Regions from separate parts of the Homo sapiens genome. Here region 1 is linked to region 2. Evidence: chromatin loops called from intact Hi-C (ENCODE). Cell type or tissue: dorsolateral prefrontal cortex. All regions are shown on one strand. Each heading gives the region's core, and the rest is flanking DNA. Links, peaks and the distances in the headings are about the cores only.

Region 1 (10,655 bases), core at 17-8,016, 87 kb after region 2:
AACTTTACTCCGAAACATGAAAGGCAAAGACATCAAGAAAGCCATTAGCTTCCACATGAAGAGGAACCAGAATTTGCTGGAACCCCGACAGAAGGTAATGAAGGTGCCTCTGCCGACCCACTCAGCTGTCGTCTGTGAAACCTTAGGAAAAACATTTTCAACACTGCCTGGATTTTAGACCAATGAATAACTCTGACTTCAAGTGTTTTTTTTTCTCTATTAAGCAACTTATTTCTGCTGCCCAGCTACGTTTAAATTATCTACAGATCCTCGGAGAACTCAAGACATATGGTGGAAGAATCTTTAATGCTACTTTAATGGTATGTATTAGAGAACTGTGAAATCCTACTCACGTAAGGGACCTTAGAGATCCTCTGAAAATCAATGTGTCTTTTAGCCTAAAATTCCTGAGGACTCTGTCATGTACTAGAATTTGTCTGGTAAACTAAATAGTACACCACTGGAAAATATTTACCACGCGTTTGCTTGGTGCTACCCCTGTGATAGATGCTAGGGGAAGCAGGGCTGAATAAGATGTGATTTCCGTCCTTGAAGGATGAAACAAGCTACCCAACAAAATGAAGCAAAGCCATGAGACAGGTTCAGGCCTATTGCTGTGGAGTTTGGAGACAGAAGGTAGCACTGCTTGCTTCAGGGTAAGTATAGGGAGGAGAAGGGGTTAAGGAAAGAGGCAAGAGGAAGCCTGAATTTGGCCAGACTTCAGTAGAGAGGAAAAGGCATTCTGGGTCAGAAGGGGATGGTAAGCAGTTCACTCTGGAGCTTTGGGTATATGAAGGTGAAGAGGAAAATTGGAAATCATGAAAGAAAAATAAGAGTGTTTGACTGCCAAGCTGAGTCTCTGATTGTTCAGAAGGGAGGAATGAGGGGTGGGCCTGAGAAGAGAAACGAGAAGCAGAAAAGCCCTCTGCTCTCTTCCCATTCTCCTGCCTGCTTCTTTTTGGAGCCTAGGCCTAGAGCTTGTGCCTTTCAGCAGTCAGTGTCTCGGGGGTATGGTTTCAGAGAGCTTTCCTCCAGCACTGTCAGCCCCAGGACTCTGCAGCACAAAACCAATTTACAATTAGAGTGGGGTTTTAAAAAAATATTAACCAAAATCCTTTCAAAAGATTTGGTATGCATCTCAGTCATTTACAGTGATGGGCCAATGTAATCAGACTGCTAACCTAACAATGTAGATGGAAGAAGAGAATCAGTGTTTTGAAAGAAAGGAAGAGCATCAGATAGTTAGGGGAAGGGGAAACACAGATGGATTCTTCGTTTAAGTAGAAGACCCAAAAGGTGGGAAAGAGACTAGATCACAGAAAGGAAAGTTTTGAAGGTACAAGAAAAACTTCCCAATTTTTCTAAGGGCTAATTCTACCCTCTCCCAGCTGTCCAGTTCCAGTCCCCAGTCTCCCTTTACCTTTCTTGTCTAAGGAAAGAACTGGTAGTGGGAGAAGCAACCAGCTACATGGAACAGGTTCAGGGTGCTTGCTGGGCACTGCGGGTTACAAATAGAGATAAATGCAGACTCTGTTGTCAAGAAACTTAATGTGGAAAATGAGACTTAATACAAATAATTAAAATAAGAAGTCATAAGTGTTCAGTGCTAGTAGAGAAGTAAGAGGAAGTGGTACAGAACAACAGAGAGGAAAGGGAGATTTCTGGCTTAAGGAGGCTGAGATCAGGCAGATGCTTTCCATAGGCAGTAGGTTTTGATGTAAGCTTTTAAAGAAGGATCAGGATTTAAATGGGAAATGATGGCAGGGAAGGGATTCAAAGAGCAGGAAGATAGGTACATAGGTGTGAAAATACAGATGTGTTTATGGCTGTGGCTCAGGGCTATATTGGAAAGAGTTTTGGGGAAATAAATTTACACTTTGATTTAGCTGTTGATGGGGTCCAAGTTAGGCAATAGTCTGGAGGAGTGGTGGTTAGGATCCAAAGTAGGAATCAAGGAGTTTGCAGCGAGAGGTATTATTGCTTACATGTGAAATGTATTTTCACTCGCTTGCGAATGGAGACTAATTCCCCTTCCACCCTCTGCAGTTACAGGATAGAGAATCCTACATTGCCCTTCTAGTTGGAGCCAAGTATGGGATTAGCCAGGTTATCAATAGCAAACTCAACATCATGTCCACATTGGCAGAGTTTGCAAACATCAGCCGTGTAGAGCTAACGGAAGAGTCTGAGAAAGTGAGCGTCGTCAAAGTGTATCTTCAGGACGTCAAGGTAACACAATGGGGAGAGATTCTGAATTCAACTGCTGGAATTTGGGGCCAAATAGGGGCCAGGCTAGTTTATATGAATTTTAAATAATAATAAAGTCTAATGTCCAATATCTGCTTAAGAGGACGAATTGTCCATCCTGTTCTATCAAACGGAAAGTGGTAAATGGTAAATTTTCCTGAAGAGGTCCTAAAAGGTTTTTTTGCACAAACTGAGATGGACCATGTGCTTTCCTGTTGGATTTAGAAACGTAGATGGAGAACACCAGAGGATTTTTTTTTTTTTTTGAGACAGAGTCTCACTCTGTTGCCCAGGCTGGAGGGCAGTGACACGATCTTGGCTCACTGCAAGCTCCGCCTCGTGGGTTCACACCATTCTTCTGCCTCAGCCTCCCAAGTAGCTGGGACTACAGGCGCCCACCACCATGCCCGGCTAATGTTTTGTATTTTTTCGTAGAGATGGGGTTTCACTGTGTTAGCCAGGATGGTCTCGATCTCCTGACCTCGTGATCCACCCGCCTTGGCCTCCCAAAGTGCTGGGATTACAGGCGTGAGCCACCGCGCCCGGCCCACCAGAGGATTTTATCACATGAATGGGACCAGATTGCTGCTCAAAAGCTTTGAGTGGTGGGCATTAAAATGGGTAAATAGTGGGCCCGGTGTGGTGGCTCACGCTTGTAATCCCAGCTACTTGGGAGGCTGAGGCAGGAGAATCACTTAAACCCAGGAGGCAGAGGTTGCAGTGAGCAAAAGATTGCACCATTGCACTCCAGCCTGGTGACAAGAGCAAAACTCTGTCTCAAAAAAAAAAAAAAAAAAGGTAACTAGTGCAGGGTACCTCCTGAGCCTCTCTCAAAGGTCTTACTTTTATTCTGCCCTCCTTTGATTTAATCCCAACATACTCAATATTGGTGCTTTATTCTTATCACCCTCTCCCTCATTCTCCACATGTTCTTGCTCCTTTTTCTTTTTTAAGTTCAGTCTTGCAAGTCCCTCTGCAGGAATGAACAGGGTGGGATGGGGCAGTTTGGATATGGCGCTGGGGTAGAGGATGAGGAGTCAGAAGACACTGTATAGATTGGGTGGGAAGGACCCACTGTGTGTGAGTGAGTGTGTGAGTGCGTGAGAGTGTGTGTGTGTGTGTGTGTATGTGTGCGCACACACACACGCGATGGTGTCTGTACGAGTACATGCATGTCCTCATTTAAAGCCTTGCAAGTGAGGATATGGGGCACCAGGAGACCTACCTGTGGACCATGGCCGGATTTACCTGGAATCTCTCGTTGGTCCCACATGGCTTTGTTGTCAGTCTTCAGACTGTCCCTTGGTCCTTGATAAACATGAGATTTCTATTTGCTTTCAAAGGTTCTGACTTTGCTGCTGGAATCCAACAGTGCAAAAGACCTAGCCTGCCTGATTGCTGGGTACTACAGGCTGTTGGTTGACCCAGTTACCTCCATTTTCCTCTGGCCTGGAAACAAACAACAAGCGCACCGGGTATCTGCAGAAGAAGGTGAGGCACTGAGTCTTGCCCCAATAAGGACAGGCCCCTTTCACTGGCCTTGTAGGTAAGGGCAGCCTAAAGGGAGGTGGTGAATTGAATTGAGCCGAGGCTTCAGCTCAAGTGGATGAGAGCTATTTCTCTGTTTATTTCCTAGTAAACAATTGATCTTTCATAAATACTAAACAAAGAAGCTTTCTTTGTATCTGAAATTTTCCTGAAACCAAGGAATGCTGTGGAAGAGCTCTAGTTCCCTGCTGTATTTCCTAAGATTGTCTCTCAGATCCACTGCATTTTATCATTATTTCTCAGCCAGGCATTGTGGCTCACGCCTGTAATCCCAGCACTTTGTGAAGCTGAGGCAGGTGGATCACCTGAGGCCAGGAGTTTGAGACCAGCCTGGCCAACATGGTGAAACCTCATCTCTACTAAAAATACAAAATTAGCCGAGCATGGTGGCACATGCTTGTAATCCCAGCTACTTGGGAGGCTGAGGCAAGAGAATCGCTTGAACCCAGGAAGTGGAGGTTGCAGTGAGCCGAGATCGTGCCATTGCACTCCAGCCTGGGCAACAAGAGCGAAACTCCATCTTAAAAAAAAAAAAAAAAAAAAAAAGATTATCATTATTTCTCATCAAAAAGAGATGTCACTTATTTGTTCAGGAAGTAGATGACCTGGCTTCTCTTCCTTACCTATGCACTCTTTTGCAATCTCTTGAAGTATAAAAGAACTTCTCTGCAAGGCAGGTAAGACAGTTTCCTAGGCCAGCTCCCAGTTTCTGCCAGGCTTTTGCCTCAGCACCATTGATGCAGCATGAACCTAGGGCTGTGCTGATAAATGCTTAACAACTCCCTGCAGAGGGACAAAAACAGTTTGAAGGAATTGCCCAATTCCATGGTGTCAACATTCTCACGATGGGTAATTTCAGGCTACCACGATATGATGATACCATGATGAATGTGGAGATGGGAAGAGGTGATCAATAGCACACCACTGTAGAGTGTTTCCTCTATATGGATAAAGTAGAAATCAGCTCAAGAGAATAGGTACTAATACAATAAGTAAAACAGTTAGAAAGTGATGAGTTTGGAGTATCTGTTACCTTTGTTTTTATTTTTATTTTTTTTAGAGGCAGTCTCTCTCTGTCACCCAGGCTGGAGTGCAGTGGTGCAATCTTGGCTCACTGCAGCCTCCACCTCCTGGGTTCAAGTGATTCTCCTGCCTCAGCCTCCCAAGTAGCTGAGATTACAGACACCTGCCACCACGCCCGGCTAATTTTTGTACATTAGTAGAGATGGGGTTTCGCCATGTTGGTCAGACTGGTCTCGAGCCCCTGACCTCAAATGATCTGCCCACCTTAGCCTCCCAAAGTGCTGAGATTACAGGCATGAGCCACGGCGCCCAGCCTGTTACCTTTGTTGTTACACAATGTATTTATGAACGAGGGGTGACTCCTCAGAGTCTGCTCAGGGAGACAACGCAGAGTGGCAACAGGGCTGTTGTGGAGGGGTTGTGGGGGGGACTGCTGCTGCCTGTCAGAGAAAGTTCTCTAGAGGAAGAGGTATTGGAAATAGATCTTGAAGAACATGCTGGAGTTAACCAGGCACGGAAAAGGAAGACAGATCATTCAAGGCCGAGGGGGCCTGGAGGAATGACCCGAGGAAAAGGCCATGACCTGAAAGGAGCTCTCCCTATGGGTGGCTGGAACGTGGCAGGGAAGGCTGCCATGGGGGACTGGGTGCCTGAGGAGGGGCTGGACCATATTGCAAGAGGGGAAAAGGGAGATGGTGAAAAGAGATAGGAGCCCCACCACGAGAAGGGCAGCTAGACTACAGAGGAGACCTCAGCGCCATTCTGTGAGGGAGACACTAGACTGAAGGGGAGGTGTCAAGACCATCCTGTCGTGGGTACTAGACTGCAGAGGAGGGTTCAGGGCCATCCTGGGAGAGGGGGAAGAGCCTGCAGAGGAGGCCTTAGGGCCATCCTTTGAGGCAAGGGAGGACTAGACTGTGCATGAGGCGCCATGGCCATCCTGTGAGAAGGGCAACAAGGCCATACTGTGAGAGTCTGTAACTGTTGTGGGGGAGGCCAGGCTCTTCCCCGTAAGCAGGGCAGCCATCAGAGGGTTTAAGCAGGGTGTGATGAGGTCAGAGAGAAGTTTGAGAAAGATCACTCTGGAGGCTTACAGGAATAAAGAGATTGCAACCTGGCTCAGTGCTCCCCAGCCTCCTACCATTAATCCTTCCTGAGAACCTGCCGCTGGATGAGTTTTCACTGTCCTACAAAGCCCATAGCACCCATGGATCCAGAAGGCCAGGCTTTAGAATGGTGCCAGCCTAGCAGCCTCGTACTCGTCATAAAATTGCTAAAAATACAGATTCTCAGGCCCCACTTCTAGCGATCTGACTCAGTACATCAGGGGTAGGGCCAAGGATCTGTTGTATTTTTAAAATATGATTCCCCATCTGACTTTGACGCCCAGGCAGGATAGAACTGAGGTCTGGGGAGGGGCTTAGCAAACCTGGGCAGTGCTGCCCACACAAAGAGGAATCAAAGTAAATACCACATTTCCATGAACAGACAGTTCTCCTTGGAGGTGGGGATGGAGTTAATCCAGCCTCCTTTAGCTCAGAGAGATGTGGGACAGGCGGTCTGATAGCATGGGGAGAACATGGAAGCTGGAGTCCCTCGGATCCCGTGTTCGTCAGTATAGGACGGTCTTAGGCCAGCCACCCTCTGGCCCTCAGTTTTCTCGTCTGGCAGGGTTGGGTGGGGGTCAGGGGGCTAGAAGGACACATAGGTAGGAGAATTCTGTTGTGTAACTGTTGCTGTACCCTGTGTTGCAGGCTATGAATCCAGGGCCTGCAGTGACTCAGAGGAGTCCTCTGAGGTGGACTGCGTACTCGAACCTCTCTCTGACAGGCGCCTGGTGAAACTGGCACCCTGCAGATCACTCATAAAGGAGGAGCAGCCTCCTGGGAACAGCCCCACACCTGAGGTGGCTAGGAGGGGCCCCAGCACCTGCGGGGCCAGCAGCACGACAGACAGTGCCGAGTCCGAGGCGTCCGACTCAGCCAACACTGAGAGCCGCGGCTACAGGACCAGTGGCTCGAGTGAGTCCATGGACGCTCTGGAAGAGGATGACTTAGACACCTGCTCCTCCAGCAGGTCCACCTTCTTCCACTTTGGCTCGCCAGGCCTCGCAGAGAGCATTGACTCTGACAGCCAGGAGGAGAGAAGCGGGATTGAAACCAGTGGCTTCCTCTGTCTCCTGGACCTGGCCCAGAGAGCCAACCCCCAGTGCCAGAAGACAGAGTTTTCCGAGAGTGCTGCTTTGGAGACATTTGGCTGGGCACCAGAACTGAGCACAGTCAGGCTGGACCCCAGGCTGTATGAAGGCAGCCACGCTGACTACTACAGCCTGTGTTCCAGTGTCTCCCCGGCCAGCTACCTGAGTGACAGTTCCGAGAGTACAGCTTCCCGGCAAGGGGGAGCCCCGCCAGCCTGGGGTCAGCAGGGCTGGACTGAGGCCCAGCCCAGTTCCATGCTGGAACCCCTGGCCCTGCACCCACCACTGGCCTTTGAGGATGGCAGCTCAGATGAGGAATACTATGACGCGGCTGATAAGCTCACTCCCCCAGGCCCCCCGTCAGGTGAGCCGTCCCTTGCAGGTCTGCAGACACGGCAGGCAGCTCCTGAGTGCCTCCCGGGGATCAAGGCCTGGGGCCAAGCTTGAGAGGAAGGCACATGAGTGAAACAGGGTCCCTGTACACTTCTGAGGAGGTAGATACAGATTCCATGGACCAAATTTTAGGCATCGTGGCAGGCCTGCAAGGGAGGTTCAGACAACTGTGGCAAGCAGATGGGAGGGATTCATCCAACAGTGGGAATCAGGGAAGGCTTCCCAGAAGAGGGGGCAAATGGGCTGGGCCCTGTGGGAGGGACAGAATTTACAAAAAAGGAAAGGGCTTGACAGGAGTGCCCGGCAGAGCGAAGTGGCTATGTCATCACTGATCCTGAGGCTGCATTAAAGGAGGCCTTGAAGCAAGAAGAACCAGACAGACAGGCCGTCTGTGGCCCTGCAAGGCCTTCTGGGGTCCAAGGGACCCTGACATCAGAAGGTAGGGGATCTGGTGGCTGTGTTTCTATCAGGTTCCTCATACATTCCTCCACCGAGAGTGTGGAGGGTCTTTCCAAGCAGAACTGAGATCCTGGCAGGACACACACACACACACACACACACACACACACACACACACACTGCATTCTGAAGGAAACATATTGGAAAAGAGCACATGGATGTTGAAGGTGACCTGCCAGGAGCTGGGAGAGCTGCAGCCCTTGTTCCTGTCTCGGCACTTTCCTGCTGCTCTCTGATCCTCTATTCCCAGACCTCCTGTGCTCTCCCACTGTTCTGGAGAGAAAGGCCAGCTCCTCTGGGAGCCCCATCAGGCCCTTTGAGGCCCTCTGTGACATGGCCTCTGCCTGTCTCTCTCCCTCCTCCTGCATTCCTGCCATACAGACCTCCTTGCCACTTTCTACAAGTGCCTGTTTTTTCCCCCTCCTCCAGCCTTTGCACATGCTGCTCTTTCTGACCGAAACACTCCTCCCCAGATCGTGGCTGATGGTGCCCATCCGTCTATCAGATTCCGGTTGGAATTCACTTCCTCAGAGAACATTTCCCAGGCTTCCCAGGCCAGGGCAAGTCTCCCCATCTCTGTCACATGTTCTTGCATTACCTGGGGCTCTCCCTGTCTGGCACCTCGCACAGCCTGTAAATTACATATTTACTTGTATGATTCTGTGTTGATGTTTCTCTCCATCACTAGACCGAGAACTCCTTTGAGCGTTAGAACTGTGTGTTTCTCACTGTGTCCCCAGCACACAGCGTCTAGCAATTGTTGTTAAATGAATGAATGAAGTCTCCACCATCTACACTGAGTTCAATTGACTGTACCTCTAAGGAAAGGAGAAACCATGGCCAGACTCCTTACTGCTCCCCAAAGTACCCAGACAACCACTTTCCATGCCCCAGCCTTGCCCTGCAGGGCCAGCCATTGTGCCGGGGGGCAGGATGGAAGTGTGGCAGAAACCATCAGTCAGGGCCCTTTTATGGGAGTCTAGTCAGGAACATATGGGGTTCATACCAGACACTGTTTTGTTTTTGTTTTTGTTTTTTATAGGGAGCCAGTGTAGTGCTGAGAAAAGAGCCAGAACTAGGATTCCTCAGCCTGGGTTCTGATTTGGCCCCTGACTGACTATTGGAGCCTCTTTGTCTTTGGGACTTAGAAACTCCTTGGTCGGTGGCTGTCAGTAGCCTAGGGCAGTCAAATGTGACTGGGCATCAGAATCACCTGAGGGACCTTGTTTAAAAACTATAGATTTGGCCGGGCGCAGTGGTTCACACTTGTAATCCCAGCACTTTGGGAGGCAGAAGCAGGCAGATCACCTGAGGTTGGGAGTTTGAGACTAGCCTGGCCAACATGGCAAAACCCCATCTTTACTAAAAGTACAAAAATTAGCCAGGCATGGTGGCGTGCACCTGTAATCCCAGCTACCCAGGAGGCTGAGGTAGGAGAATCACTGGAACCTGGGAGGCAGAGGCTGCAGTGAGCCGAGATTGCACCACTGAACTCTAGCCTGGCCAACAGAGCAAGATTCTGTCTCAAAAAACAAAAAACAAAAAAACCTAAACCTTATAGATCCCTAGGCCCTAGCCTCAGAGATTCTGACTCCTCAGAGATTGTGGGGAGCAGCCTAGGACTTGATAAGGTTTCTAATAGCATACAGCCAGGTTAGAAATGACTGGTCTGACTACCCAAGCTCTCTGATTCTCAAGTGCTAGGCTCTGATCCTAATTCCTTCTGGCTGATTCCCAAGGGTTCTTTACAATAGTGCCTCTCCTCCCAGAAAGATCCATCCTGGGATGCACAAAACTCGATGCCTGTGACAGAGTTGTGGCCCCTTTACATTCAGACATGAAATGGCAATAACGAGCAGCTTCCTTTTAGTGAATACCTAATGAGGCAGAGGCCTTGTGCTGGGTGCTTTATAAAAATGCACTAATTCCTTTAACCTGCACGGCAGCACTGAATGGCACCATTGGCACTAAAAGACTTGGGTTAACATCAGCACAAAGAAAAAGTGTTAGGAAGTAAGATTGTTTATAGAATTGCTGGCAAGCCTGAAGACCTGGGTTCAGAAATAGACAGCAACCAGGCTAAGAGTCTAGTCACAGGATTCCCTACCTGTATTATCAAGCTATTGTGGTTGGAAAGAATGGCTCTGCTTTTTTTTTTTTTTTTTTTTTTTTTTTTTTTTTTTTTTTAATGTCTTTGGGTTTGGAATTCTGGAGAATTTGTAGCTGATTGGCTGGCGTGGACAGAGCATCTTCGTGAACAGTTCCAGCAGACTCTAACCATTGGGGAGATGTCATTCCCTAAACAGAAGTTGAGATGCTGTGACCAAAAGATAATTAAATGGATCTTAGGCATCCAAAAATTTAATAATGTCTATCACAGCTGGGTGCAGTGGCTCAATCCTATAATCCAAGCACCTTGGGAGGCTGAGGTGGGAGGATTGCTTGAACTCAGGAGTTCAAGGCTGCTGTGAGCCGTCACACCACTGCACTATAGCCTGGGGGACAGAGTGAGACCCTGTCTCAAAAAAAAAGAAAAAAAAAAGTCGGCCAGGCGCGGTGGCTCATGCCTGTAATCCCAGGCCTAGGTAGGCGGATCATTTGAGGTCAGGAGTTCGAGACCACCCTGACCAATATGGTGAAACCCCATCTCTACTAAAAATACAAAAATTAGCTGGGCATGGTGGCAGATGCCTGTAATCTCAGCTACTCCGGGGGGATGAGGCAGGAGAATTGCTTGAACCTGGGAGGCAGAGGTTGCAGTGAGCCGAGATCACGCCACTGCACTCCA
Region 2 (15,822 bases), core at 3,990-11,989:
TCTGTATAGTTTTTAAAGTTGTTGCTCAAGTATTAAATCATACATAAATAACTTATTACAGTCTACTGCTCCTGACATTTTACCCTTTTCAGTGAAATGCCCAGGACTGGAAGTTCTAGGTGTGTGTTTTAAAATTAATACAGTGTAGAAATTAGAGTCTTTTTTACCTGATAACTCAAGTCCATACATTTAATGTATAGGTAATTCAAGTGCATACATTTTATCTGATAATTCAAGACTATGGGCTTAGTCTTTTTTTCTATTATATTTTGGTTATTGCTTTGCTCCTTTGTTATTTTTTTCCTCCATTTGGTACTATTATTTGCATATCTTCTAGATATTTCATCAATGTTTTAAAACCCTCTGACTCATAATTTCTATTTCTTTTTAATTTTGGTTTGGTACTGTGGGGTAGTTCTCCTTTTTCATCTTTCAGATCATTAAATCAGTTTTCAGTGGTGTTCATTACATTTTTCATTTCCACAATTGCAAATTTAAAAAATTGTGTATTTAACTTTCAAAAACAATTTTTCCTCATTTTGATCATTTCTTTCTAGTCTCTGCTTGAATCTCCTTACATTTTTGATTTTAAAAAGTTAGTTTTTCTTCTATTAAATTGATCTCAATGTGATTCCTCTCTTTTAGTTATTTGTCTTGGTTGTGCTCCTTCAAGCTATTGACTCCCTTTAAATAATCTCTGATCTGCTTTGGCTACTTATATCCACAAGTGGGTAAGTTGGGCTTTTGTGGCCTCTTGGGTACAATAGTTCAGCGATCATGAAAGGAAAGAATGATGCTTCTCCAGTGGCCTGGTGGTGAACAAAGCTACCTGGCTGGGTCCACCAGGCTGAGGTGAGGTGGAAGAAGCTTTTAGGATCTTTGGACACTCCCAGAATTAATAGGGTGGGGTTGCGCTGCTGTGTGCCATTGTGTAGTTTGCTTATTGCAAGGGCATCTGGTGGAGAGGATTAATAGGAGCCAACATCCACTTGCTGAGCTGTGTACCCTAGTGTGGAGCTACATTGGCCCAAAGGAAGGAAGCATATTTTCTCATTTTCACAAAGGTATCTGAGAGGGGAAGCTTTTTTCTAACCCACATAAAGATGCTGTGTGGGCTAGGTGTGACCCTGAAGGGATAGTTTGGTCCACCTGTGACATTCGGTTCTACAGAGGCAGGTCTTGACAGAGTCAGGGGTCTTCCCACAGAGCTATTTGCAGGAAGTGGGCAGGGACAGTTCTTCCTCTCCTGTTGAGAGGTCCTGCTTAGTTGGGGTAGCTGGGCCCCTCAGGTAGCCCAGGATTGAAAGCCTTCACTGCAGACTCACTAGCGAGGCTGACTAGTTCTCAGGCTCCTGGGCCTTTGTCCTTCTTGCAATGGTGGACGGTGTGGCAGCAACACCGCCCTTTGCCAATCCTGCACTGCGATTGTCTGTGTGGGATTGGGCTCCAGCTATAGGCAACAGTGTCCTATGCCCCATTCACTGTATGGCTCACAATTTGGGTCCCCTCAGCAGGGAGCTGGGTAAGAGAAGGGCTTGGAAGGTGGCCCCCCATCTTCAGAGAAGCCCCCTGGGTAGGCACGCTAAGGTGATTTAGGAAGTTTCTCTATAACACAGTTCTAATACAGCCATCTTTCCTCCCCAACAATAGAGCTCAGTTTCCCAAATAAACCTGAATCTGAATCCCATTTACCAGCTCTGTGACCTCATACCAGTCGCTTGAATTCTCTGAGCTTGCCTCAGTTTCATCTGTGAAGTGGGGATTGTCATGTGTGTCCTGCCTAACTCAAGCAGCTGTTGAGAGAATAAGATGAGATGATTGCTCTGTTTGGTGTTTTACAAACTGAAAAGTCTATGCAAAAGTAAAGAGATGAAGAAAATAGTGCTAGAGAGGGTGGCATCTGCCCCCGGGGGCTGTGGGGAGCACGGTGGTAGTGGGGAGTTGCAGTCACCCAGCAGATGCAAAGCAGAATGAAGCCTATGGGAAGTGGCCAGATGTAGTTGTCAAGACCAGGGTAGGGCCACACTTGATGCTGGCCACAACCTCAAGACATGCCTTCTTCTGGGGAGCTGATCTCCCAGGAGCTGAGCCAGCAGAAAAAAAAAAAAAAGAGAGAGAGAGAATTTTACAAAAGAGATAAAAAGGCAGGAGTAATAGATGCTGAACCCAGTCCTATCTTTTCAAAGCTGCCTCTCAAAACACTGAAAGATTTATCACTTAAGGAATGAGATAAAAATTCATCTGACAAGAGACATAAAGAGCTTGAATATTTTTTAAAACTTGTGATAATCATTCCCAATTCTATACAAATATCTTATTGCCTTCCTCTGTTTCTAACTGAGTCATTATGTCCATTACATTAGCAATAGATTCGAATACCAGTTTTATCAAGGAGCAGAGAATGCGATTAGGAACAGGAAAAGAAATATAAGCAGACAAGGCTTAGATGAGAGCTAAGGAATAAATCCAGATATCAGACATGTTTTCCATCCTCCTGCCCTACCACTAAAAAAAAAGGTAAAAATAGATCATCTTTGAGAGAACGACTATGATAAACAGTCAAGCAAGGTCTGGAGGGTGTTGGGAGACTGATCTCTCTTCACCAGTACACAGATAATGAACTTTCTAGCTCAACTCCCTATTCTTAGTATTATACAGTGAATTGGACAATTCATTTTTAAGAAGTGAGCAGTGAATGTCTGCTTCTGTGTCCTAGAATCTTGGGAGTAAGAACATATTGTTTTTCTGTCAAATTTTCTCTCTGTAAAGCAACAATCTAATTGTCCCTAAGAGGTAATATAATCCTCATGATAATCACCCAATTTCTTTTGCCAACAGCAGTACTTCTCTTTGTGACTATAACACTTTAGCTTCCTTAATCTCAAAGAATCATTTGGTTTAGGGCTCAGGGAACATTGGTTGTCATCAGGTATCATTGCCTCTTCTTATAGAGGAGTAAAGTGTAGCTCAGAGAGGTGAGGCGATTTTCCCATAGCCACATAGCAAGAGAGGGACAGAATTAGGGTCTAGAACGCTAGGGCACTGCTTTTCTACAAGTAGCTCAGCAGAAGTGCTGGCATAGATATCAGAGAGGGCTATTTTTAATAACCCTCTCGCAGTACTCCAGTAGTCCCTGAGTCTTGGCTCACTGAAGCCTTGATGTAACTGTCTCATTATATTTCTGCATAAGACCTTGAATATTAAGAACATACAGTTTATGTGGTGTAATAACACTCTCTTAACCAAACCGTTTCATCCCCTATCCAATGTGGATTCACTTCAGAAGGCTTAAGTCTGTAGTAGGCACTCAACAATGTTGACTGAATGAATGAATAACCACTTAGAGGCCCATTAAGGAATCATGTCGTTTTAGATCTGAAAGAGACCTGGAAGGTCATTCTGGTCCCATTCCTCCATTCTGCTGAGACTTGAAGAGTGAGGGGACTTGGTGGCAGAGCACTCCTAGAGCTCCTTTCCCCTCTGCTTTCCATACAGTGTTCTTTCTTTCACCCATACTACTTCTCATTAATTTGATCTGCAGGCATTAAAATTGCCAATTTACTTGTGTTCAGGTAAACAAAATAAATATTTCTAACATCGAAAACACTTAAAAACATTTAAAAACACTACTCCATAGAAAATGACAGGGTCGAGGTTTTTTTAACCATAAGGAATTTGATCATTCTGAAGAAGAACAGAAACTTGTCCTAAATCACTGCAGACAGTAAAGCTGAAATTTGAAGCAGTAAATGATTCTATTTTGGGAACAATAGATATGAGGTCAGGAAGAGTTAGGCATTCTAAGAAGGAAATTGTATAGAAAAGCACTATTAAGTCAGCTCTCAGAAGTATTTGAGTGCAAAGGAGATTGATACAGGTAAGGGGAAGGTATGGGCACTTAGCAGATGACAAATGGCATACTCATTGCCATAGAGAAAGCAAACTTTTAGCTGAAATGGTACTTATGGGAAATAAATTTGAATCTCAGATGTTTGAGTCAGGAAGTCTCATTAGGATGCAACACAGCTTGTCCTTATGGGCTATTACATGGTGTCACTAAAAAAAGGAGAGACTCAGAGAGGGACAAGGCACAACCACATAGCAATATGAGAAATTTCATTCTTGCTATATCTTGTTCTATATTAATATTAGATCATTTGATGCTATCCTCTCACCAAAAATGACTCTTCAGAGTGACAAAAACAGAGATTGAAAGTAATCTAGGCCAGGCACGGTGGCTCATACCTGTAATCCCAGCACTTTGGGAGGTCGAGACGGGCGGATCACAAGGTCAGGAGATCAAGACCATCCTGGCTAACACAGTGAAACCCCGTCTCTACTAAAAATACAAAAAAAAATTAACCGGGCGGGGTGGCGGGCACCTGTAGTCCCAGCTACTCCGGAGGCTCAGGCAGGAGAATGGCGTGAACCCAGGAGGAGGAGCTTGCAGTGAGCCGAGATCGCGCCACTGCACTCCAGCCTGGGCGAAGAGCGAGACTCCGTTTCAAAAAAAAAAAAAAAAAAGTAATCTATATCCAAATGACAGCTGTTAGGGTAAAACTTGAGAAACATATATACTTTATTTGTTGATTTATTCATTCATTCAATAAATATTTATGGGATTATAGGAAGGCAAAAATAAATAAGACATTGTATTTCTCAAGAAGGTCTCAAGAAGACAGACGTGTAAACAAATCATTGTAATGGGTGTGCTGCGTGCTTTATTTGCTGTATGCTGTACATAAGTACAGCAGAGGCTCAAAGCAAGGACTGGGAAGAGTTCATGGAGGACAAGATATTTTTGACCAGGATTTAAAGGAAGAAGAAGTTTGTCCAATAGGTTGGGTTAAAGGTTAGAAAAACAAGGAAGCAATAATAGCTTATGTAAAGTATTTAGCAGTATAGGATTTAGAATTTCATATGAATCCCAGTGCAGCTATTTTAAAGCTGTGGAATCTTGGGTAAGCGACTTTACTTCTTGGAGCCTCAGTTTCCTTCTCTCTGTAAAATAAGTAGGGTAATCCTCACCGCATATAATGATTAGAAGCATTCCTAATAGTGCTGGCTAGCAAGTAATGAATGCTGTTTCGTCTCCAGGAACTCTTATTTTTTAGAACACTCCTAGGTGGTAGGTATTCTTATTATGCTCCCTTTGCAAAGGAAAAAAACCAAGAACTGAGAGGTTATGGAACTTTTCCAAAATTACATAGGTTAAAAAGCAGCATTGGGATTTGAACCTAGGCAGTTTGGCTCAAGACTACATTTTTTTTTAACACTATGTTATGTGTCTCTTATTACATAAGGTACCCTAAGAACATAAGGTGTTTGGTGTGCAGGTGTGGGGTGAGGTAGAGATGGCGCCACACGGGTAATAGGATCACTGTGGATTCACGTGATGCTAAGGAGTTAAGACTTTGCTGCACGATCAAGAAGGAACAATGGAGGTGTCTTCAGCAGGAGAGTCACTGGTCAGGTCTGTGGTTGAAAAAGATCACTGGCAGTATGTGAAGGATGAAAATAGGAAAGACTGGAGGCGGTTACTACAGCCTTGGCAAGAAATGGTGAGGCTCCAACGAAAGCAAGGGCGGCAGGATGAGGGGGAGGAGACATGTGTAAGAGAAGTTAAGGAGACAGAGTTGATTGGACTTAGTGTCCAGTAGAGTATGAAGGCCAGGAAGAAGGAAGAGTCTAGACTGTCCCTTTGGTTTCTAGTTTAGGTGCCCAGAGGAAGGAAGTGCCACTACCAGTTGAGATAGGGAAGCAATGCAAAAGGGGTAATTTGGGGGTAAGATGTGGGTTTGGTTTTGGCTGTGTTGAGAGTGGGGCACCTGAGGGACATTTAGGCGATGTCCAGCAGGCAGTTGTGTCTCTGGGTTTGGAAGACAGAAGGTTTGGCTGAAACCATGCAGCTGATAGAATTGCCTGGTGAGAGTGAAGGGAGAAAGGCCAAGGAGGGACATGAGGGCAATGGTAAAGGAGGCTGAGGGGCAAGAGGGACCAGAATGAGAATCTGAGGAGAGCGGGGTTAGGGGCTGGGTCCGGCACCTAGAGAGGCTGACACTGACGCAGGTAGCTAGGAAATGGAGGGGGACAGGGCAAAATTCCATGGGGAACATTTGTACTCACCGGACAAGAGAATAGTTCTTATCTTACTTTCTGACAAGTGCTATGCTTTTTGGTGTTTAACTGCCTTGGAGAGAGTAATTTGATGATTAATCTTTATCTACAAAATAATTTTTAAAATTAAACTTTATTTTGAGAAAATTGTAGATTCACATGCAATTGTTAAGAAATAATTCAGAGAGCCAGAATACTTGATTTTTAAAAAGCTTTCATTATTTCCACTATGGCTTCAGAATCTTCCACCCTTATGGTGCTTCTGTCTCCTGGGGCAGAACTTTGTATACTACAAAGACGGGTGAGGAAAGCAAAAGGCTCACTCAGCCCGTGGATCTGGGTGGCAGAGGGCTGGGGCACTGACAGAAAAGGGAGCTTTGGGTGCAATTACGTAGGAGGTCTTTCAGCGATGGAGCCACTCAGGAGTTTCTGGATGGACTCCTGGATTTGGAAATGAAGGTCACAAAGGAGGAGCACCTGCCTTCATCCAGACGATGTTGGCTCCAAAGTGCTGCTAGTCTTCCCCCACCGCCCTTGGATGAAGGATGCACTTGTTAACATCTGCCTGTGCACCATCCCCAGAATGATCTAACATCCCAGTCTGATGGTGCCTCAACCCTACTCAGAACTCCTCCCATGAACCTGCCAGTGCACTGGGAACACGGTGCAAACTCCTTGACCAGGAATTGGCCCCTGCTGACTCCCCTGCTTTATGTCTCAACTCCTGCCACTCCCTCTGTGGGATCTCTCTCATCTTGGGGTCTTTGTTCCTGTGGTCTCAACCTGAAAGGCTCTCTCCACACTCCTCCCTTTCACTGGCCAATTCCACTGGCCTTTCAGGTTTCCATTTAGAGCATGCCCTCTCCAGGAGGCCTTCACTCAGTCAGTGCAGGCCTGAGTGGTGCCCTTGGCCCCGTGGGATTGGGTTATTGTTACAGGAACTGGACTGTATTTTAATAGTCCTAGACTGTACATTCCATGAGGACAGGGACTGCTTTATTAAAGGTGTATTGTATCTCCAGTGTCTAATGCAGGATATGGACCTCGTAGGTGTTCAGTAGAGTTCAGCACGGAAAATAGTGCACAGACACATGCATTTGGGTATCATGCTCAGAGAGGCGGTAGGACCAGAACCAGGGGAGTGGGTGAGACGGCTCAGGGGGTCAGAAAAGGGCTGAGTGCAGAGTCCCAGGGCGCTCCGGCATTTTAGAGCTTCTGGTTTGAGGAACCCTCAAGGAGACCGAGGGAGTGGCTGGAGAGGGCCGAGGAAAGCTAGGAGAACACAGTTTCCCAGCGCGGAAGGAGTTTACAGAGACAGGGGAGGTGGTCCACAGTGCCTACCGTGGGCCCACGCTCTCCCTCTCCCTTCAGCCGAACACCTGCGGGGCGTGGGGGTCAGGGGGCGAGTCCCCCAGGGCTCCCCGTAGCTGGGGCTCTTCCTGGGGAAAAGGAGGCGTGAGAAGGGGGTCGTTTTGGGAACTCTTCTGGGTTCCAGTTCTGGCCCAACCACCGCTGGTCCGGGTGACCTTGGGGAGTCCCTTTCCTCTCCCAGCCTCAGTCTCCCCCCTGGGTACTCAGCGGACGCTGCGTGCCCCGGCGGTGAGCTGAGGCAGGCGGCGGAGGCAGGGCCCGGGTGGGAGCGGGACCGCCCACTGCGGCGGGCCGGGACCTCGGAGCCAGCGGAGGCGGCGCGCGGGGCTCCTCCCCCGGGGCGGGGGTCGCGGCGCCGGCAGCTGGCGGCCGCGCAGCTGCAGCCTCAGCACCTGCCGCCGCCAGACGGCGCGGGCGCGGCCCGGCCCGGCCAACCCCTCCGGCTGCAGCCTCGGCGCGGGAGGCGGAGCCCGAGCCGAGCCCGAGCAGCGCTGCTTCCCGAGCCTTGGCCGCGACCGTGCCCGCCGCTGGGCGGGGCCGCCCTTCTCCGAGAGCGTCAGCCCGCTAGGTCCTTGTCCGCGCGGGCGGCACCTCCTCTGCAGGTAAGGGAGGGGTCCTGGCACCGCAAAGTTTTGGGGAGACGGCCTGTCCCCACACCCCGGGCCTGCGCCTCGGCTTCCTCCGCGCCGCCCTCCGCCTGCACCACCAGTCCCGGGTGACCCGCGCCCGCCTCCGGTCCTCGTGTCCCCAAGCCCGGCTCGGGGGCGCGTCCGTGGGCTAGCTCAGGACCTGCCATCGTGAACTGTTTGCACAGTAGCGATGTGTGCTTAAGTTTCCGAGATCTGCATGGTGTAGTGAGTGGAAACAGCGGCAACGCGGGAGGGGGAGAGACCTGGGTTCAGGTGCGGCCGCGGCCAGCGCCAACTTTCTGAGTGACCTCAGACCAACCCTCTCTGTCCGTCCTCGATGGCCACACCTGAACCAGAAGGGGTTCGCCAGGGACGATCAGCTGCAGTGCCAATGCCTGTGTTGTCATTTTTTGAGTAGAGGGGCATCCCTGAGTGTCTCAGCTCCAGAACTCATTGCGTGTGGAGAGGAATGAGCCACAGAAGTCAGTCTCCAGGGTCGCGTCGCTAACTTGCAGCAGCTTTGACTGAGCTTTAGTGGGGGCGTTGAGTCAGCCTCGGGAAGCAGGGGATGCCCCTAGGGTTAGGAGTCAGGACTCTGGCTTCTGGTGGCTCCTCTGCCATACACCCACTGTCTGTGTGACCTTGGGCAAGTGCCCCCTGCTTTTGCCACCTATAAAATAGGGTGGAAGTCGTGTTCACTAGTTGTTCGCTGTCTCTTTCAGCTGTAAACTCTGGAGAAGCGGAACCTCCGGATCTCTGCATTTAGTCAGTTTGGGTGGAGGCAATATTTCACCAAGAATCCATCTAGCACTTGCAAATGAACGTTTAGAAAATAAAGGAGGCATTTGCAGTTTGCTTTGGAAGTCCCAAAATAGACATGGGGAGGATTGGTGAACGCTCAGTTCGCCTTCTTCAGTGCTTTGGACCGTCATGAAATATTCAACGACATAATGATTTGTTTTCAAAGTGGCTTATAGATCAGGAAGCGTTTCTGTTTGTGAGTCGGTTATTTTTGTAAAAACCTCAGAATGGTTGTTTGGGAAAAAAAAATAATGCACTGTTCTAGGGGTCCTGACCTAGAGGCCAGCATCTACTTGTTTCTAGTCTAAGATGATGGTTGAGATGATTTCCAATCAAGACAATTTCGGGCATCCTTTGGTCGGTGTTGAGTATGGGTACGGTTAAGGAGCCAAGTTCATCTTTTCCAGGACTGGTGCATTCTGGCACAGTCACAGCAAAACAAGCACGAGGTAGTTAACTGTGATATGCTAGAAAGTGAAATTTATTCTTTTGCCCAATATCTTGTTCCCCTTGTGCTGCAATTAGTGGCTCCCCAGTGTGTGGGTGAAACGCATTACCACGAAAGGATTCTCACAGAAGTGATTTTATGATTTTATTTCCTTCCTCGACATCCTGGTTTTAAGTTTCTAGCATTATGAAATCAGAGAGCTGGTGAGGGTGTGCTTGGTGACCAGAGCAGAGTTGTGGTACCTAAGTTTGTCTTTCCTGAATGAGACCCCATCCTTGAAGCTAATTTGTCCAGAGCCTTTTATCTCTCTGACGCATTCAAATGCCACCAGTCTTTTCCCTCTTCATTCTCTATTGGTTCATCAAGCACTTTCTCACTACTCATTCGAGAGGACACAAACATGAAAATTACCAACAGGCCCTACCCTCAAGGAGCTTAGGTTCTGTTGGGGAATAGAGAGGCTTGTGCCACAGGATCTTCATTGTGGGCTTTATCGCCTGGGATTCCTGTGAACACTAAGGAGGGTGAATTCCAAGTGGAGATATTGGAGAAGGCTTTACAATGGAAGGTGGAGGAAGAAGAGGATTTCAACAGGTGGTGAGGAATAGAAAGGCTATGTGTAGGTCAAGGAGCTGGTACGAGCAAGGAACTGGTGAGAGCTGGGAGAGCATGAGACAGATGAGAGCAGTGAGCCTGGTGGAAGCACAGAGAAGGCAGAGCACTTCAGAGACAGGGCAGCGGGAAGAGGCTCTGGAGGCTCTGAACCTGGGCTGGAATCCTCGCTGGCTGTGGAGTATTGGGCCTCCGAGCGTCACTTTTTTAATTCGTAAAACGGGAATAATAATAATTCCAAACTCACAAGATTAAATGAGATCATGTATAACAGTGTCTAATAGGATGTTTGCATGTAATAGGTGTTGGATAAAAGTCAATTCTTTTTATCAGAGGGTTCATGGGCAAGCTGAATAAGTGTTTGAAGGCACCATTGGAGTAAATAGTGCTTTTGGTTTAAGCATGTGCATTGATTTAGAACCTCACCAGCAGCAGAGAGTTCTTGTGACAATGTGATGTGTCCTCGAGGTGCCTCCTGATTCAAGGGGCAGGGGCTTTTTGTTATTTGGAAGGTGTTCAGATCAGATACTAACATCAACAACAGGCAATGCCCTGTAAATACTGTTAGGTGGTGGGAGGTCACAGAAGGCTAATCAGAAGGCTCAATCCCTGCCTCACACAAGCTTATCACTATGTACTCAAGGACCCAGATTGGTGGGGGAGGGGGGCAGATTTGACAGACACAGCTCTAAATATATCAGCTTTGTCCATATAGCTGGGAGCGGGGTACTGGCTCCCTTCTGTCTTAGATTTGCAGTGGTCAAAGAATAGGATACAACCTGGGTAGCATAGTGAGACCCCATCTCTACAAAAAATTTACAAATTAGCTGGGTGTAGTGGGTGTGCACCTGTGGTCCCAGCTACTTGGGAGGCTGAGGTGCTGAGGTGGGAGGATCACTTGAGTCTCACTCGAGACTGCGGTGAGCTATGATCAGGCCACTGCACTCCAGCCCGGTCAAAAGAGTGAGACTCCATCTCTAAAAAAAAGAAGACAGAGGGTGAAGAATAACATTGCAATACCTTATGACCCTGTGTAGCACTATGTAGCATCTATGGTACTGTCCTTCATTTTTTCAATCAATGGTTGTTCATAGAACACCTGCTCTCTGCCAGAAAATTGTTCTAGGTGCCTCGAGAATACATCGGAACAAAAGGCAAGGTCTCTACCTTCCTGGAGTTTATATTCTAGTTGGAGAAAATAATGAAGAAGTCATTACATAAATAAGGTAACTACAGGTTGTGCCAAAGGCTGGGAAGAAAATAAGTGGGGAAATGTGGGAGAAAGTAGTAGGAGTGGGACTCCATTGGAGGGTGGTCAGGGCAGGCCTATCTGAGCCAGTGAGAGCCACAGGAGAGAGGGAGCCAGTCTTGCCTGGAGCTGGGTGAGGGTCAGTGCAGCAGCTCTGTATCTGTAAGAGGTAGGGTAGTTCTGTGTATGAGAATGCAGACTCTGGGGCCACACCACCTGGATTTGAATACTTGCCCCTTGGCTAACTAAATATATTCCACTATCAGGTTATTTAATCTTCTGAACTTCAGTTTTTTCATCTGTAAACTAGGGATAATAACAGTACCTCCTTGAGAGGGTTGTTGGATAACTGAATGAGTCGATACATGTAAAGTACTTAGAATAGTGCCAGTTATGTAGTAAGCACCAAATAAAAGTTCAATTGAGGGTGAGAGAAGGAGGAAACTGTTCCAGGCTGAAGGAACAGCAAATGCTAAGGCCTGGAGGCCTGAAGGGGCTTGGTGCATGTACAACTAGACAGTCTGTGTGCACAGGTATTATCCTCACAGTTATCGGGGAGACTCAAGAGCAGGCTCTCTGCCCCTTCAATACAGAATTATATATTTTAGGAATTTTGAAGAAATGACCACCCACAGCACTTTTCACTTGCAGGATCAGGCCGAGTGGTGTGGTGAGCTGCTGCTGCTGCTGCTCCTGCTACAACTTCGGGGACATTGCACAGTAGACCCTTCTTTAGGATCTCTTTCCCTCCCTCCTTCCCTGCCCCCGGAGGTGCTCATTGATGCATAAAGGGAAAGCAAGAGTGGAGCTGAGCCCCTGGTGCCACCAGCCCTGGTACCAAAATACTGGCTGTGCCCGCTTGCTGCGGGGTACCCTTCAGCCATCATCCCCTCCTCCTCCCAAGCTGGAAACTACAGCAGGGGAGGCTAATTGTCTGTGCCTTCTCCCTTGTTCCCTCCTTACTGAAATCTACTCAGTAAGGACCAAGTGACCTTGCCCTGTAAAGTAACAGTGACCAAGCCCTGTTATTTTTACTTCCAAAATCTCTCTCAAATATGCCCCCATCTTTCCATTCTCTCTGAGCATCAGGCTTCAGTGCTCTGTACTGTAAAGTGTGGCTCTGATCTCATCATGCTCCTCCTTAGAGCCTTTCAGTGGGTCTTCCCTGTATGGATACTGAAGTCCCGAGTCCTCAGCCCAGCAGGCATGATGGGCTACCTCCATCCTTTCTCTCACACCCCCTCCTCTGCACCATGTCCCCACTCTTTTTTTTTTTTTTTTTTTTTTTTTGAGATGGAGTCTTGCTCTGTTGCCCAGGCTGGAGTGCAGTGGTGCGATCTCGGCTCACTGCAACCTCTGCCTCCCGGGTTCAAGCAATTGCCCTGCCGCAGCCTCCTGAGTACCTGGGACTACAGGCACCTGCCACCATGCCCGGCTAATTTTTGTATTTTTTCGTAGAGACGGGGTTTCACCATATTGACCAGGCTGGTCTCGAACTCCTGACCTTGTGATCCACCCGCCTCGGCCTCCCAAAGTGCTGAGATTACAGGCATGAGTCCCCGTGCCCAGCCTCCCAACTCTTAATCCCCCTAGCCTCAGGTCTCTAGGCCTTTGCTCCCCCGTCTAGCCCCTCTGTCTAGCATGTGCTTTAGCCTTGGTGGTCCTGCCTATGCCTGAAGGCTAAGCTCAAATCCTACCACCCTTAGGAAGCTGTCTTCCAGATCCCCTCATCCCAGGGATTTCACTGTTCCCTGATACTTGGTACCTCTCATGGAGAAGTCATTACTGTCAGCCTTGAAGGATTTTGTGTGCGGTCACTTGTGTATGTGGCCACAGCTCATAGAAAGCCCTTGGGAGGGCCGGCACAATGTCCTTCATCTTTCTACCCCACAACCCTTTTCACAGAGCCTAGCCCTAATGCAAGCTTGATAATGGTCTGTATCGGATTGACAAAAGCCTGTGATTTTCCCGATATCTGAAATGGTTTGAGTCAAGCCAGAAACATGAGGCTGATGCTTAGGGGTTGCATATGGTTGTCAGCTGAACTCACTCGTGGCATTCTGATCCCTCAAGATGTAGCTCCTTCATTTGATGATGGGTTGATGCAACCTCTAAGATGAGTCTGAGTTTTGAATTTAGCTTTTCAGTGTGCCTATTTTAAAGGAATATACTGTGTAAAATTTGAACCTTGAAGCTTTTGACAATCATTCTTTATATTATAAAAGCGTTCCTTACTGTAAAAAAGATCAGTATAGAAAGCTTTCAAACACCAAATATACCTATGCACTTAACACCAATCAATGTATAAAATTTTGGTTTATCCACAGCTATTGTAGTTGTACTTTTACTGTATCCTGAGATATACACTAAACTTAATATATGTTCATGGAAGCAGTACTAACAGTGGATTAAATTTGTTTTGGTAATTACAGATTACATTATACAGGTTTGCAAATCTGAGACTTTTTTTTTTTCAGTTAACTATCTGCCTGAAGGACAGTGGGAAGCCGGACTAGGTGCTTGGCAGATTGATATGAGGGCAGAAGCCATTATTTTCATTAAGTGACACAGTGTTTTCAGGAACTCATCTGATGTTTAGAGACCTTTTTGCCAGCAGTTAGAAGTGGTTTGGGCCACCAATCCTTTCCCAAGCTGGCTGCTAAATGGTATGTGGCCTTAATATTAGTTGTTTTGGTGAAAAAGAAAAAAAAAAACACTAATTACAAGTTGGAAAAGATAAGATGGTAAATTTAAAAGTTCTTTTGACCTCTTTCAAGGAATGATCTGAGAACCTCAGCTGCTTCAGTAAAAGGGTGATATGGCAAAATTTCAAAATCCTGAATGGAAAGAGCTTCAGAGGAATTCATCTGGATGCAACAGTGCATCATTCTCTGAGATTTTTGACTTAAGAGAAGACAGATGTGCAGGCAGCTGAGAAATGCTGTGCTTCCTGTTCTTTGAGTATCTAGAATATAGGGTGTAGGCTACAGCTTGTATTAAAACCAACGATAACAATCCCACCTCCCCTGCCAGTTGAAACCCCTGTCTGATGCTGACTTGTAACTATTCACATGTGAAGCTTCTGAGTTACTGCTTTGTTGTTTTCTTTGCTCCAATGTAGAATTCAGAAGGATGCAAAAGGAAAAACAATTATTAAAGACGAGGATGGCATTTATTCGTTCTTATAAAAATAATTTATTTAGTAGCTGCAGTCTCTGTTCTCTCTGGCTTTCCCTGGAAAAAGACACCACTCCAGACTGTCCAGGGCTCCCCTGGTACCTGTGAATGTGCTGTTAGTTCCTGGTCTGGTTAGAAGATGATGTCTCTGTGGAGATACATACTTGGCCTCTTTCTTTCTCCCTGGGGTGAGGGACATTTTATGTATAGGAGATGGAAGAATAGACGGTCTCTTTCTCAAGCTCATTCCTGGTTATTTTCAGTACTTAGCTCTTTGCAAAAACTGCGTAATAAGTGTCTTAGTGAGAGTGTGCCTTGTTTATGTGCTGAAAACCTAGATTCACACATATGTTTCCAGATATTTTAGCTACCAGCATAGACCCTCAAACAAGACTGCCAGCTCCGGAGATGATCAAGTACAGCCTTTGTGTGGTGCAGGAATTCCCCTAGCATACCCAGCCTCCCTCTGCTTGGACCTACCAACCCCCACCACCTTCCTATTCCATCCTCAGTTGGCTCTGGTTATTACAAAGTTCTTCATTATTCCAAGCCAAAAATCTTCCTCTCGGCAATGGTTGCCCCATTGGCCCGATCCTGTCCTTTGAAGCCCCACACACAAAAAATCCATTTCTTCTTCCCTATGACAGCTAGTTAGGCCACTTGGACCTTCAAAGACAGGGATCAGGCCCCCACATCTTCACTTCTTTAGGCAGAATGCCCACTTTATCTGGCCCCCTGAAAAGCTAAGAATGGGACACCGCTGTGCAGGTGGGGGTCTGATCAGCCCAGACAGGAGCAAGCCCACTGCAGCCTCACTTCGGAATCTATATTTGCGTTAGCACAGCCTGAGGCCAGTTAGGTCCCGGTGGGTCCCCCTTCTGAGCTGTGCACTGGGCCACTACGGAACTGCATGCACTTTGGCGTCAGAGAGACCCGAGTGTCCTGGCCCAGTGGTTGACGTGGGGTCGGGTGAGTGAGCCCCCTCTCTGGGACTCAGATCCCTCATCTGTCTGACTACTTCTTAGGTGCTGTATTTTTTCCTGTAAATGCTGTAACAAATCACCTCAATCTTGGCTTAAAACAGCAGAACTGTGTCCTTGAACAGTTCTGGAGGCCAGAAGTACAAAATCGAGATGTTGGTAGTGCTGCTGTCCCACTGGAGTCTCTAAGGGGAATCCTTCCTTTGTCACTTCCAGCTTCTGGTGCCCACTGGCATTTCTTGACTTGTGGCTGCATCACTCCAGTCTCTGCCTCCCTGGTCACGTTGCCTCCTCCTGTCTGTTTCAAATCTTTGTTTCACTCTTATAAGGACACTTGTCCTGAGATTTAGGGTCCATCTGGATAATCCAAGGATAAGCACGTCATCTAAAGATCATTAATTTAATTATAGGTGTAAAAATCCTTTTTCCAAATAAGAT

The links. A loop is a pair of places that touch in the nucleus more often than their neighbours do. Peaks named below come from ENCODE experiments on the same cell type or tissue, not always from the same donor. Only the 100,000 strongest peaks of a DNase experiment are listed, where the experiment ranks them.
Region 1: it touches region 2 in a loop (3.0-fold over the local background); 3 of 110 quality-filtered maps call a loop at or near these places.

What each region holds. Positions count from the first base shown.
Region 1 is chr9:37,733,506-37,744,160 of GRCh38, forward strand. It overlaps FRMPD1 (FERM and PDZ domain containing 1), which reads left to right. Exons shown (of 16, transcript NM_014907.3): 11 at 1-94; 12 at 225-320; 13 at 2,047-2,229; 14 at 3,591-3,738; 15 at 6,573-7,379. Among named protein-coding and RNA genes, the nearest start is that of TRMT10B, 15 kb to the right of the region's middle. In dorsolateral prefrontal cortex, for the core only: no CTCF peak of the experiment used is centred there; no DNase peak of the experiment used is centred there; H3K27ac peaks cover 908 bases.
Region 2 is chr9:37,643,005-37,658,826 of GRCh38, forward strand. FRMPD1 (FERM and PDZ domain containing 1) reads left to right here and starts at 7,950. Exons shown (of 16, transcript NM_014907.3): 1 at 7,950-8,090. RefSeq lists a silencer at 7,822-8,091. In dorsolateral prefrontal cortex, for the core only: no CTCF peak of the experiment used is centred there; a DNase peak (open chromatin) is centred at 8,036; H3K4me3 peaks cover 2,017 bases; H3K27ac peaks cover 455 bases.